Regions from separate parts of the Homo sapiens genome. Here region 2 is linked to region 1. Evidence: chromatin contacts called from ENCODE Hi-C data. All regions are on one chromosome and are shown on one strand. The core of a region is the stretch at or near the end of the contact, and the rest is flanking DNA. Distances in the headings are between cores, read along the strand shown. Region 1 holds the start of CCL15-CCL14 (CCL15-CCL14 readthrough (NMD candidate)). Region 2 holds the start of CCL3 (C-C motif chemokine ligand 3).

Region 1 (6,348 bases), core at 1,822-4,321:
CAGTATGTTTCAACATCTCCACCCACCCCATTGCTCATCCTCCTCCTGAGGCAGAGAGGCTCTGAAGCTGGACCACCACCACCTGTCTGGGTTCTAGGCCTGCCTCCTGGCCCATTTATTCCATTAGGGCCCTGAGACTTTTCAGAGACCTTTTGAAAATGTAGACATGAAAACTTTGTATTGACTCTGAAATACTAAAAGCAACTGAACCTCACACGGTTCAGTTAATGGAATGTCTACATGATGTGACACAGTCTACAAGTTTTTCTACACATTTCTGGAATAATTTTTTATTATAGGGCTCTGGAAACAGAGAGGTTTTATCAGCGTTTATGGTGGCACAGTATCCCCTTAAGTGAAGTGAGTCTATTATGGTATTTATTCATCCCAGTTAGCAGAAATATTCATGTGTTTGCTACAGAAAAATTGCTGTGTTTGATTGAAATAGTCTTCCTTGGCCCCACCAAGGATAAGTACCATCTAGGTATGTATTACTTTTTTTTTTTTTTTTAATTGAGACAGGGTCTTTTTCTGTCACCCAGGCTGGGGCGCAGTGGTATGATCATAACTCACTGCAGCCTTGAGGTCCTGGGCTCAAGTGATCCTCCTGCCTCAGCCTCCTGAGAAGCTGGAACTACAGGTGCGAGCCACAATGCCTAGCTAATAGTTTACCTTTTTGTAGTGATGAGGTCTTGCTATGATGCCCAGGCTGGTCTTGAACTCCTGTGGTCAAGCAATTCTCCTAGCTCAGCCTCCCAAAGTGCTGGGATTATAGGTGAGCCACCATGCCTAGCGTGTATTACCTTTTAAAAACCAGAGAAATTCTGTATTCCAAAATACATCTAGCCTGATAGGATTTTGATAAGGGATTGCATACCTGTATTATGCTAAATAGAAAAATGCAGCCAGGCGTGGTGGCTCAGGCCTGTAATCCCAGCACTTTGGGAGGCCGAGGTGGGCAGATAACGAGATCAGGAGATTGAGACCATCCTGGCTAACATGGTGAAACCCCATCTCTACTAAAAATACAAAAAATTAGCCGGGCGTGGTGGCAGGCGCCTGTAGTCCCAGCTACTCGGGAGGCTGAGGCAGGAGAATGGCGTGAACCGGGGAGGCGGAGCTTGCAGTGAGCTGAGATCGTGCCACTGCACTCCAGCCTGGGCGACAGAGTGAGACTCCATCTCAAAAAAAAAAAAAAAAAAATCTTTACAGTGGCCAGGCGCGGTGGCTCACACCTGTAATCCCAACACTTTGGGAGGCCGAGGTGGGCGGATCACCTGAGGCCAGGAGTTGGAGACTAGTCTGGCCAACATGGTGAAACCCCGCCTCTACTAAAAAGACACAAAAATCAGCTGGGCTTGGTGGCGCATGCCTTAATCCCAACTACTCTGGAGGCTGAGGAAGGATAATTCATTGAACCTGGTAGGCAGAGCTTTCAGTGATCCGAGATCGCACCACTGCACTCCAGCCTGGGAGACAGAGTGAAACTCCATCTCAAAAAAAAAAAAAAAAAAAAAAATCTTGACAGCTCGGGAGAGACTGCCCATTGCAGGGCTAACCAATTCATAGAGATAGCTAAGGGTTTAGACCTTTCATATACAAATCAAAAAATCCTGAGCCCATATGCCCATCCACCTCCTTTGCTAACTCACACACACCAAGCCAGTATTTCCACTGCTCTAAATCATCCTAAGGATGAGTACTAGACAGCTAGAGACTATCCCTATACCCCAAAGCCTGAAAGGCTTATTCAGACTACCCAGCCCTAAAGTGTATGCTCTGTGCTGCCTTGCTTTCCCCCGAGAAACCCCAATAAAGGTTCTGGCATAGGTTGTCCCTTCCCTCCTGTTTGTGACTCCTGCCCGTGACTCCTGCCCGTGACTCCTGCCCTGGATGCTTCCCTTGGGGCCCCGTGTGTCACGGTGTACCTCCTTCTCTTGGGAAATGTAAATAATACATTCTTTTTTCAATGTCATTGACCTCTTTGCGTTGACATTCACCTCCACAAATTAAGATTCCACAGGAACAAGTGAGACAGTGATCTTGGGTGAGTCACTTACCTGGCTGGTTCCTTTTCCTCTCACAAATCATAATTTTACACCAGATGGTAGATAGCAGTTCTAGCACCATAAAATTGTATGATTCTTTTTACAAATTTACAATTTAATTACAGTTCTTTTGTTCCAGCTAAAATATCAGCTAAGGGAAAAAATCAGATAATTTTTGCTGTGAAAAGGGAAATAATTGGCCCCAAATGGGACCAGTCATCTGTGTACCTTTCCCCGCCAGGGTCCAAAGGCTGCAGACAGAGCCAGGTCTATACCCTGCTGGTGCTTTTTAAATAAGTTCCATAACCATGTCTGGGCTGGAGAGTAGTCACAACATGTCTCCGTCCCAGAGCTTGAGTTACCATGGACCTGGTCACCTGGGAGAAAGCTCACTGGACTCACCATTTGTGAACTGGGCCTGGGATCCAAGGACAGCAACAAGCATGAGGCAGGAGAGGGCAGCCACGGAGACCTTCATCCTCCTGGTGGGCAGGCAGGGCTGGCCGAGGACTCCTGGGCTCACTGCTTCCTGGCTCCCCGGGATACCAGCTCTGCCCTTGTATTTATAAGAAGAGGAGGATCCAGGAAGTCCCAGGGCAGAGGTCAGAATGCTCTTCTTTAGCTATATAATAGTTACCATGCAGTTTCTAAAAAGAGAACAAGGCTGAGAGTGCAACAGAAAGTAGAGGACAAAGATGACTTGAACTGTCCCTGTGGATTTCCCGAATTATCCCAATAGCTACAGGCAGATAAAAAAAAATGTTTCAAGGAAGAGTCTTCCCTCCAGGAGATTAATCTAATCCTCTAAGCCTGAGATAGGAGTGGGGGACTATCTTAGACTCTTGGATTCAGGATTGGGATGTGGTGAATGCTGCCTTTTTTCCCTTTCCAGTTCTATTCCTGTAGTTCCAACCAGGAGGTGTTAGCAGTGGTGAATCCATATCAGTCTGCAGCAGCCTCAGTTCTTGCCTCCTCAGAAGAAATAATTCAACTGAGGGGTATAAGGCAGAGTGAGAGACCGAGACAAGATTTAGAGCAGGAATGAAAGTAAAGAACACTTGGAAAAGTGCCAAGCAGGTGACTGGAGAGATTCAAGTGCCTGGTTTGACCTTTGGATTGGGGTTTTATATGCTGGCATTCCGCATGCGCAGTGGTCTGCCAGCACTAGGGAGGGGCTGCATGCACAGTGTGCTTACTGGAGTTGTACGCATGCTCACTTGAGGCATTCCTTCTTGACCAGTCAAGTGTTCCTAGGTCACATACCAGTTGAACTCTGCCATTTTGCCTCTTAGTGCACATACTTGAGCCTACTTGCCTGACTCCTGAGATCTTAATGGGAAACTGTTGATCACCAGTTTGAGATATTTCTATCTATTGGGAGACTGTCTTTGCTGGTGCTGGCTTTGACCAATTACTGTTTTAGAGAGACAGTGTAACAACTGCCTGACCATCATCTGATGGTTGTCTGACATTCATGGTGGGGCAGGGGGCTCTCCCGCCCTGCTCATGTCTGAATAACTACCTACTATGAAACAGGGATTTTTTTTTTTTTTGAGACGGAGTTTTGCTCTTGTTGCCCAGGCTGGAGTGCAGTGGTGCATTCTCACTCACTGCAAACTCCACCTTCTGGGTTCAAGCGATTCTCCTGCCTCAGCCTCCTGAGTAGATGGGATTACAGGCATGTGCCACCACACTCAGCTAATTTTGTATGTTTAGTAGAGACGGGGGTGTTCACCATATTAGTCAGGTTGGTCTCGAACTACTGACCTCAGGTGATCCACCTGCCTCGGCCTCCCAAACAAAGGGACTTCAAAGGTAAGAATGAGTCAAGCTGGCCACGAAAATGGAGAACTGGAAAATCTCAAGATTAGAGGCTAGAAGACCTTCCCAGGCACTGATGATGCCACGTCAAGTTCTAACCACCCCATCTTGGACCTTCAAGTGCCTCCAAAGCCTATGATAAAGGGTGGCCACCAGAGGGAATTCTCTAATCTGCGAACTTGGCTGTGATTTTTCAAACAGAATCTGCCAGTGGCTTCTCATGGACTTGAGTCAACTCCAAGGTTTGTGTATGAGTGTAGAAAGTCCTTCAGAATAGGGTTCTCCTTATATGCACAACTCCTCTAGTTTCTAATGTAATGGCATTTAAATGCATATTAAGTTTAAATAGTGATGCACCTATTAATTTAGATTTTATACTTTTTTCTTTTGGAGTTAATTTTTTTTTTCAGGACCCCAATACTAAATGCCTAATGGGTAAATTGGCCCTGTGCAATACTAATTCCTAGCAACCCATTAACTCTACTCAGCAGTCAGCTCTGCCAGAAAGACTTCTTGGCTGTCGCTCCCACGAGGCTGGGCCAGGTGTCCCTTTTCAGTGTTTCTGGTACAGCATCTATCTGGTACTTAAATCTACGATAGCACCAGTCACATTCTATTTTAAGTGCTTATTTATTTAATGGCTCTCCTCATTCCCCCGCCCCCATACAACAGGCTGTGTGTGTGTGTGTGTGTGTGTGTGTGAGACATTAAAAAAAAACATGGCCAGGTACAGTGGCTCATGCCTGTAATCCCAGCACTTAAGCTTGAGCTCAGGAGTTCCAGACCATCCTAAGCAACAAAGCGAGACCTCATTTCTACAAAAAAAAAAAAACAGGCTTGGTGGCACGGGCCTGCAGTCCCAGTTACTTGAGAGGCTGAGGCAGGAGGATTTCTTGTGCTTGGGCGTGCTGCAGGCTGCAGTGACCTATGATCACACCACTGTACTCCAGCCTGGGTGACAGAGTGAGACCCTGTGTCAAAACAAAACAAATCAGCCACATAACATGAGATTTACCCCCTTAACAAACTTCCAAGTGTGCAGTTACAAGGTCCTTGAAGAATGTCTCCAACGGTGAGATAGATACCGTACCTGCTGCACAAAAACCATCGCATTGCAGTAAAGAGTTATTACTCAGATCAATCTCATCGAAGGCTCACAGGTTAAAAGTTTTTGAAAGGTAGTTTGGGGGAGGAGATGAATGTGGCTAGGCAAAGGGAGCTTGCTGCTGACTGCTTGGGGGGTGCAATCATAGAGGTGTGGGAAATTCACCTCCTGTAGGCTGAATGGCTTCTGGGTGGTGCCGCAGGAGCTGTTGGTGGGTCCAGGTGGAACCATCATCAGTATCTCAATGCAAAAAAAAACCTGAAAAGGTATCTCAGAAGGCCAAACTTAGGTTCTACAGTAGTGATGTTATCTGCAGGAGAAATTGGGAAGTTGCATATCTTGTGACCTCCACAATAATGGCTGGCAATCATTTATGTCTGCACTTTCACCTTAGCAAAATTCAGGCTCCTCTATCCTCCTAGCCTGGTAGTCTCTCATTAGCTTTACAAAAGTGGTTGAGTTTTGGGGAAGGGCTAATCATCTAAACTATAAACTAAATGTCTGGCAGCTTGAAAGCTAAAGGCAAGAAGAGAGTGGGCTAGATCAGATCTTCCCATTGTCATGGTTTTCTCACTGTTATAATTTTTGCAAAGTTGGTTTCATTAGTATAAAACAAATGGTGTGAGTCTGCAAGTACAAATGCAGAATGATGATAATGAAAGGAAGACAAGTATTACTCTCTTGGTTAATAAGAAAAAAGGTTGCTAAAAACCTTAGCCAAATTAAATTTAACAGAGTTTAACTGAGCAAAGAACAATTTGCGAATAAGGAAGCCTCTTGAGCCAGAGTAGGTTCATAGAGACTCCAGCACAGCCACGTGGTAGAAGATTTATAGACAGAAAAAGAAAAGTGATCACAGGAAATGGAAGTGAGGTACAGCAACAGCTGAATTTATTACAGCTGGGTGTTTACCTTATTCAAACATGGTTTGAATAGGTGGTCCCCTTTGACTGGACAAAACTCAGTGATTGGCACGAGAGTAGGTTACAGCCTGTTTACACCTCGATTCAGGTTACAGTTCACTATGTACAGATTAGGCTGAACTTAAAATAAGTGAGAAGGCAGCTTTAGGCTAAAGTTGATTTAACAAGGTCAATTAAAAATTGCTGGAAAATAAGAATCTACATGAGGTTATCATGGGTTAAATATTAAGTAAATGACAATGTTGTGTCATCTGGGCAAATGATAAAAGACAGTTTTTATTTTTGTTTTTTAATTTTTTTCTTGAGCTAGGTCTTGCTCTGTCACCCAGACTGGGATGCAGTGGCTTGATCATAGCTCACTGTAACCTCCAACTCCTGGGCTCAAGTGATCCTCCCACCTCAGCCTCCCAAAGTACTGGGATTACAGATGTGAGCCACCACACCCAGCCAA
Region 2 (6,139 bases), core at 3,057-5,556, 88 kb after region 1:
AAAGAAACCATAAGACTGGTTCCAAAAAGTTGCTGATTGCACAATACCTAAGGCAACCTCAGGCTAACTCACACAGACAGGAAGTCAGCAGCCTCCAGAAAGCAGATCCTCCACATTGCACATCTCAGATTGTCCATAGAGGACATTCTCCCAGGGAGGAGAGCTAGGGACTGCCAGATCAGCTGAACTGCTTAAAAATGCAGTACCCATTCTCCAGTTCCCTATCAGGGGTCTTTGTTCAACTTACTGTTTGTTCATAACACTTGTATTTAGGGAATGTTGGGCATGATTAAACTTCGTTTAGCTTTGGGTTTCTAGACCTTGAGAAACAATTCAGTGCAGGCAAATATTGTATGCCCCTATATTTTTTCCTGAAAGCCAATAAAGAAGGAATGATGACACCTTCACTGCGTCTATGGGGACAAAAGCTGCTTGTGTGTGTGTGTGTGTGTGTGTGTGTGTGTGTGTGCGTGTGTGTGTGTGAGAGAGAGAGAGAGAGAGAGAAACAGCCTTGTCAAAAAGACGTGTTTGTTGCTGTACCCTCATTATATGAAAGCCATCATGGCATCAAAACAGTATAAGCCAGGTTGAGCTCTATCCTCTCTGCATCAACTCAGAATCCCTACCAGAAAGTGGTTGTGATGGATGGAATATCACCCATCAAAGAATAGGGTAAGATGAGACCAGAGAGGTAAGCTATGCAAGCTAATCAGAAAATAACTCAAAGTTTTAAAAGTGCAGAATATAAAAAGGAAAAACCCTCATTCCTAAAAAAAAAAAAAAGCCTCATTTCCTCAAAGAAATCAGTTAGCTATTTGATGTGTATCTTTCCAAATATTTGCCTATGTAAATATATATGTATATATGGCATTTAAAAATAAAACAAAATAATATACTTTACAGATAGTTCCATAGCATATGTAGAGAATATATATGCATATACTGAATGTAATTAGGTCTGCCTTTTACATATAATATTATGGACACTTTCCACAGTTATAGATGTGTGCTACTTTTTTTTTACTGACTTCAGAATATTCCACTGATGGACATCTTAATCCTCTACTGATTAATCCCCTACTGATGACTGTTTGCATTTCTTTGCTGTTTGCCAACCACACTGCAAAGAATATCCTCATGTCTACATATCTTATCTTTTGGCAGTGTTTCTATGAAGCAGATTCCTAGAAATGGGATCAGGTCAAATGGGATGTAGTTCACATAGTATATGCATTTTAATATTTGCTAAGTAGTAGTGTTTATGCTTTAAAGAGTTGGAACACTACAATTCTAAACATGTTTGGACACAAAAAATAGATTATTTGAAACAAAATGAAATAAGCATAGCTCGTAAAAATTAACACGTTTGGTTTTCACACAAATATTTTGAATTTCTCTTTCTTCTGCAAAAAGGACCCTAGCTTAGTATGGATTTCTTGTACAGATAATGCAAACAATCCATCTATTAAATAACTTACCTTTCACAGTAAACCTATAGACAGCATCCTGCTCCACACAGAAGCTGATTGTCTTTTCCTTCTCTAACATTAGCTATTTATTTTGTAGAGTGTAGATTCTAGAGAAATAATGTATAATACACCTGTTGCCATATGCAGAGACTTACCACATTTAGAAAACAGTGGTGAATTCTATTGACAGTGGCTCTCAGTCATTAACATGCTATGGAACACCTCATGAGCTTGATAAAAATATCAGTTCCCAGGTCTACACTTAAAGATCCTATTTAAGTGGCTTCAACAATCACTGCTCAAACACTCTATGTCAACTCAGAATCCTGACAGGAAGTGGTTGCAATGGATAAAGTATCATCTGTTAAAGAATGGGGTAAGATTTGAGTATAGGCGGGTCATACTTTGGGAAATAACTTGGTCAATGGTTAACAGCATAGTCTGTAGTTCAATAAAAGTCCAGTTTTGGAACACAATTGACCGTTTACGTGCTGTGTAACCTCAGCCAAGTTGTCTAACCTTTCTGAGCCCTGGGTTACTTTTCTGTCAAGTGGAGGTATTAATAGTACCTAAGCTGTACTATTGCATTGGTAAGATTAAATGAGCAATGTATAAAAAGCGCTCAGTAGGAGGAGTAAGCCTCAACAATGTAAATAATTGCTATTAAGAGCTTGATTCATCATGAATATGCCCTACAGAATACTATGCTTAATGGTGGCCATTCGAGTAGTGAATTCTCCTAGAGCATGCATGTTATGATTTGAGTTATAACATATTCGTAGTTTCAATGTTCCAGAACTGTGTCTCCGTTGTAAAGTGGATAACTCTGTGGTAGCCCTCCCCATCTCTCCCAATTTCCCTCCATTTCACCTCTTCCTAATCTTTGCCTATGATTCCTCTTAACCAGTGATTTTGATTTGCCAGAAAAACAAAACCAAACTCAATACTGGTTTACCTTTTAAAAGAGCATCTTTATTATTTCCCCAGGCCGATCACAGCCCTGAACAAAAGCATCCGATACACATTTGTCAGTCTGGTGGCTTTGGTGCCATGACTGCCTACACAGGCTGATGACAGCCACTCGGTTGTCACCAGACGCGGTGTGAGGGAAGGGGGAGGGGACAGGGGAACTCTCAGAGCAAACAATCACAAACACACTGTGAAATCGAAAATAAATTACAAAAACTAAATAGTATAAATAAATTAAAATTTAAGTTAAGAAGAGTCCCACAGTGTGGCTGTTTGGCAACAACCAGTCCATAGAAGAGGTAGCTGTGGAGGTCACACGCATGTTCCCAAGGCTCAGGCTCCTGCTCCTCCCCACTGGGCCCACCGAGGTCGCTGGGCCTCGAAGCTTCTGGACCCCTCAGGCACTCAGCTCCAGGTCGCTGACATATTTCTGGACCCACTCCTCACTGGGGTCAGCACAGACCTGCCGGCTTCGCTTGGTTAGGAAGCTGTGGAGAAGGGAGGAAGAGTTAAGCACTGGGGAATCCAGCAGGGGAATCCTGGGCCCACCATGGCCCCACCATTCTGCTCTCTGTCCTGGGCAGCTCAGGGCTTGCTCCTCTTTCAGGGGCCCCCTGCCTATCTCTGTCTAGAGAGCTTCTCTCAGTGACTCAGTAGGGGTGGCCCTCAGAGTGTCCCGCTGCCTCCTTCTTCCTGTCCCTTTCCTCTGGGCTGGGGCAGCCCTTCCTGACTCTGTAACACATGCCTCACTCCAGCTCCAAGTCAGGTCACACCTCGGAGCCCTGCGTCCTGTATCCCCGATAGGCTCCTGAAGGCTGGGCCTTTCCAGGATAGCCTTCTGGCCTGTCTCTGCCCCAACCCTGACCCTCCCTACCTCCATAGAGGTGAGCAGGAAGACTGGCACTTACATGACACCGGGCTTGGAGCACTGGCTGCTCGTCTCAAAGTAGTCAGCTATGAAATTCTGTGGAATCTGCCGGGAGGTGTAGCTGAAGCAGCAGGCGGTCGGCGTGTCAGCAGCAACTGTGGAGAAAGGAAGAGAATGAGCCCGAGTCACAGCTCAGAAGAAAAGGCCAGGCAGCTTCTGATCCCCGAGCAGTTGAGGAAGGCAGGCTTGCTCAGACCAAGTGACTGGAAGGCATTTGGGCATTTTTGCTGAGAAATGTCTCTTTGTTTCTGTCTGTATCCTTCTTTCTCCTTGACTCTTCATAGTGGGTTCTCTGTTTCTCTGTGTGATCCAGATACCTGAACGGACTGTTCTCTTATCTCAGTTCTCTTCAGGGAATTTTGTCTGGTTCAAGAAGTCATACCCCAACCCAAGAGAAGCCTTGGACATCTCTCATAAGACATCCAAGGGACAGAGCTCCTGGGAGACCTAGAGTGAGCTGGAGAGTGAACAACATACCCCACTGGGAAGTAAGCAGCCCTGGATTCTGCCTCTTGCTAACTGATTCGTTTCGAACCCTGTTTTTCTATCTGTAAAAGGGACTGTAACTCCCCTGCCCCTGCCTAGATTCTCATACCTGGAGACTAGGGGGCTAAGACCCCTTCTAGAGATAAAAATAAAAGTCTTAAAGAGAAAGACCAAGATGTTTGGCAGCCCTTTAAGAAGTTCTCTTTTCTCTTGGGGGCTTTTAGGCCACAAGAAAAGATTGATGTGGTCTAACCATGGCCAGAGAGTGGTGATACCCACAACGAAACTCAGACTCACGTGATGCAGAGAACTGGTTGCAGAGAGCCATGGTGCAGAGGAGGACAGCAAGGGCAGCAGTGGAGACCTGCATGATTCTGAGCAGGTGACGGAATGTGGGCTCGAGTGTCAGCAGAGCCAAGAAAGGACTGACCACTGTCTGCTGCCCGTGTCCTTCTGAAGTCTGAAACCAGCTCTCCTCTTTATAGGCAGCCCTGGCGGATGGGGAAATGGAATCTGGGGGTGAGGAGGGAAATTTTTAAGCGTAGTGATGCTGTCATGCTAAGTTGCACAACTCAGGGTCCCTGGTGACCACAGGGGCTCAGGATATCCAAGAATAGCATCTTTGAGCTATTCTCTAACTCTCAGCTCTCAACTCATGACTTGTTATAGTTTCATAGGGAAATGGTTTCTCCTGTGAGTGTGAAGAGGGGTATATGTCAACCCAAGGCTATTCTTAGTCAGTCCCTTCTCATAAGAACTGGTCTGTGCATGAACTCTCCAGCCCCATTCCTTCCCACAGAGCTGCAATTCTGCTTCCTCAGCTGCTATAACCACAGGGATAGGGTTGATGGGCTGATGCTGTGGAGGGCTGCACAACCCTTCCTCCTCCCAGAGGCAAAGAACTGAATGAAAGCTGGAGGAATAGAAAGCATGAGGTCATGTTTCAGTCATTTGTCTATTTATTAGTCATGTAGTGACTAGGGCGCTGTGTTAAACGCTAGTTGTGGATCATAAAAATACTTTAGAGGTGGGTGTCAATATGTCAGGTGCCTAGAAATATCTGTAGCCATTAACCTAGAAAAAGCATTTCTAGGAAAGAGTTCTGTGGAAACAACCCAAATATGGAGCCATCTTCAAACATAAAGATACCTGACCCAGCATCGTTTATAACTCTAAAATAAACAAAGCTAAATTTTTCTCCATCAGGGAATGATAAATTATCCACTAGATCATTTATTATTAAGTCTCTAAAATGAATGAAGTGGCATAAATATGCTTATAACATCAGTGGTTAAAAAAAGCAAGATACGACATTATACAAATTCTACAAAGTCTGAAGAATTGTACAAATATATATATATATTTGTACTATATATACATGTATTTGTACATATACACATATATATTTGTACAAATATATATATATTCCTTGCCAACCCTAAGCATGGAAAAAAATACAAAGGCTTGGAAATACATGCCTTAAAGAATGAATAGTTCTTATATTTGTGTGATAGGTCCCTGGGTGATTTATTTTCTTATTTTTTTCTTTTTCTGAATTTTTCTCATTTTACTTAGTTAGACTTTATTACCTTCTTGGTCAGCCCACAAATTTATAAACTAATTTTTAAAAAAACATTTCCAACATCACTGGTTGAAAAATAGGTTGTTGTCAGTTGTTTAATCTGAAAGAAATTATTGATAAATATGCTGAAGTTTCTGTTCAATGGTTTTGGCCAAAATGAAGTCTTGATTTCCCATTTCTTTGAACCATTTTAAGGATCCTATACTATACTTACATAAATCATGCCAAATTGAAGCAGTTTTTTACTTATTCTTTTCAATACATAATTTCAGTGGTGTGGAAGGGTCTCTACCTTCTCAGCCAGATTATATGCTTTTTTTTCTTTTCCATACTTTGTTATTTTATTCTTTCACAATCAATCAGCATACCTCATTTTATAATGAGAAATAGATTTAGTTGGTTTTAATGATCTTTGTTTCTGAGATGCCCCTGATCTCGTGGGGGCAGGTAGAGTGTATGAACAGGTAATTGTAGCATTTAGCCGAAAGTGCTAGGACTCCTAGTAGAAAAAGAAATGAAAGCTCAGAATCCCACGAGGGGAAGAAGTGACCTTCCACCAGAGGGTTGGGGAAGGCTTCATGGAAGGGATGGAACTTTAGTTGTGTCTGGATAACTGCCCGGGATTTAGGCATCTATAGATGAGTGCCCAGCTGAGGCAGAGTCCTGAGTGTGACATTGTGGGTTCAGAGGAAAGAGGGGGTGCTT

What was found. Hi-C counts contacts between places; a loop is a spot of excess contacts on that map. Pooled maps may share reads with other maps.
Region 2: a loop to region 1 is called in a pooled map, with 4 times the contacts of the local background. The contact joins the promoter of CCL3 here to the promoter of CCL15-CCL14 in region 1. A Hi-C loop is called at or near these places in 1 of 37 single-sample maps with no recorded cell type and 2 of 50 pooled maps.

What each region holds. Positions count from the first base shown.
Region 1 is chr17:35,998,967-36,005,314 of GRCh38, forward strand. CCL15-CCL14 (CCL15-CCL14 readthrough (NMD candidate)) reads right to left here and starts at 3,072. Exons shown (of 7, transcript NR_027922.3): 1 at 2,451-3,072. CCL15 (C-C motif chemokine ligand 15) reads right to left here and starts at 2,587. Exons shown (of 4, transcript NM_032965.6): 1 at 2,451-2,587. The coding sequence starts at 2,526. It overlaps LOC107985068 (a long non-coding RNA gene), which reads left to right and starts at 2,563. Exons shown (of 2, transcript XR_001752854.2): 1 at 2,563-2,650.
Region 2 is chr17:36,085,837-36,091,975 of GRCh38, forward strand. It overlaps CCL3 (C-C motif chemokine ligand 3), which reads right to left and starts at 4,307. Exons shown (of 3, transcript NM_002983.3): 1 at 4,150-4,307; 2 at 3,347-3,461; 3 at 2,420-2,926. The coding sequence starts at 4,222. The coding sequence ends at 2,836. It overlaps CCL3-AS1 (CCL3 antisense RNA 1), which reads left to right. Exons shown (of 3, transcript NR_186417.1): 3 at 3,710-4,026.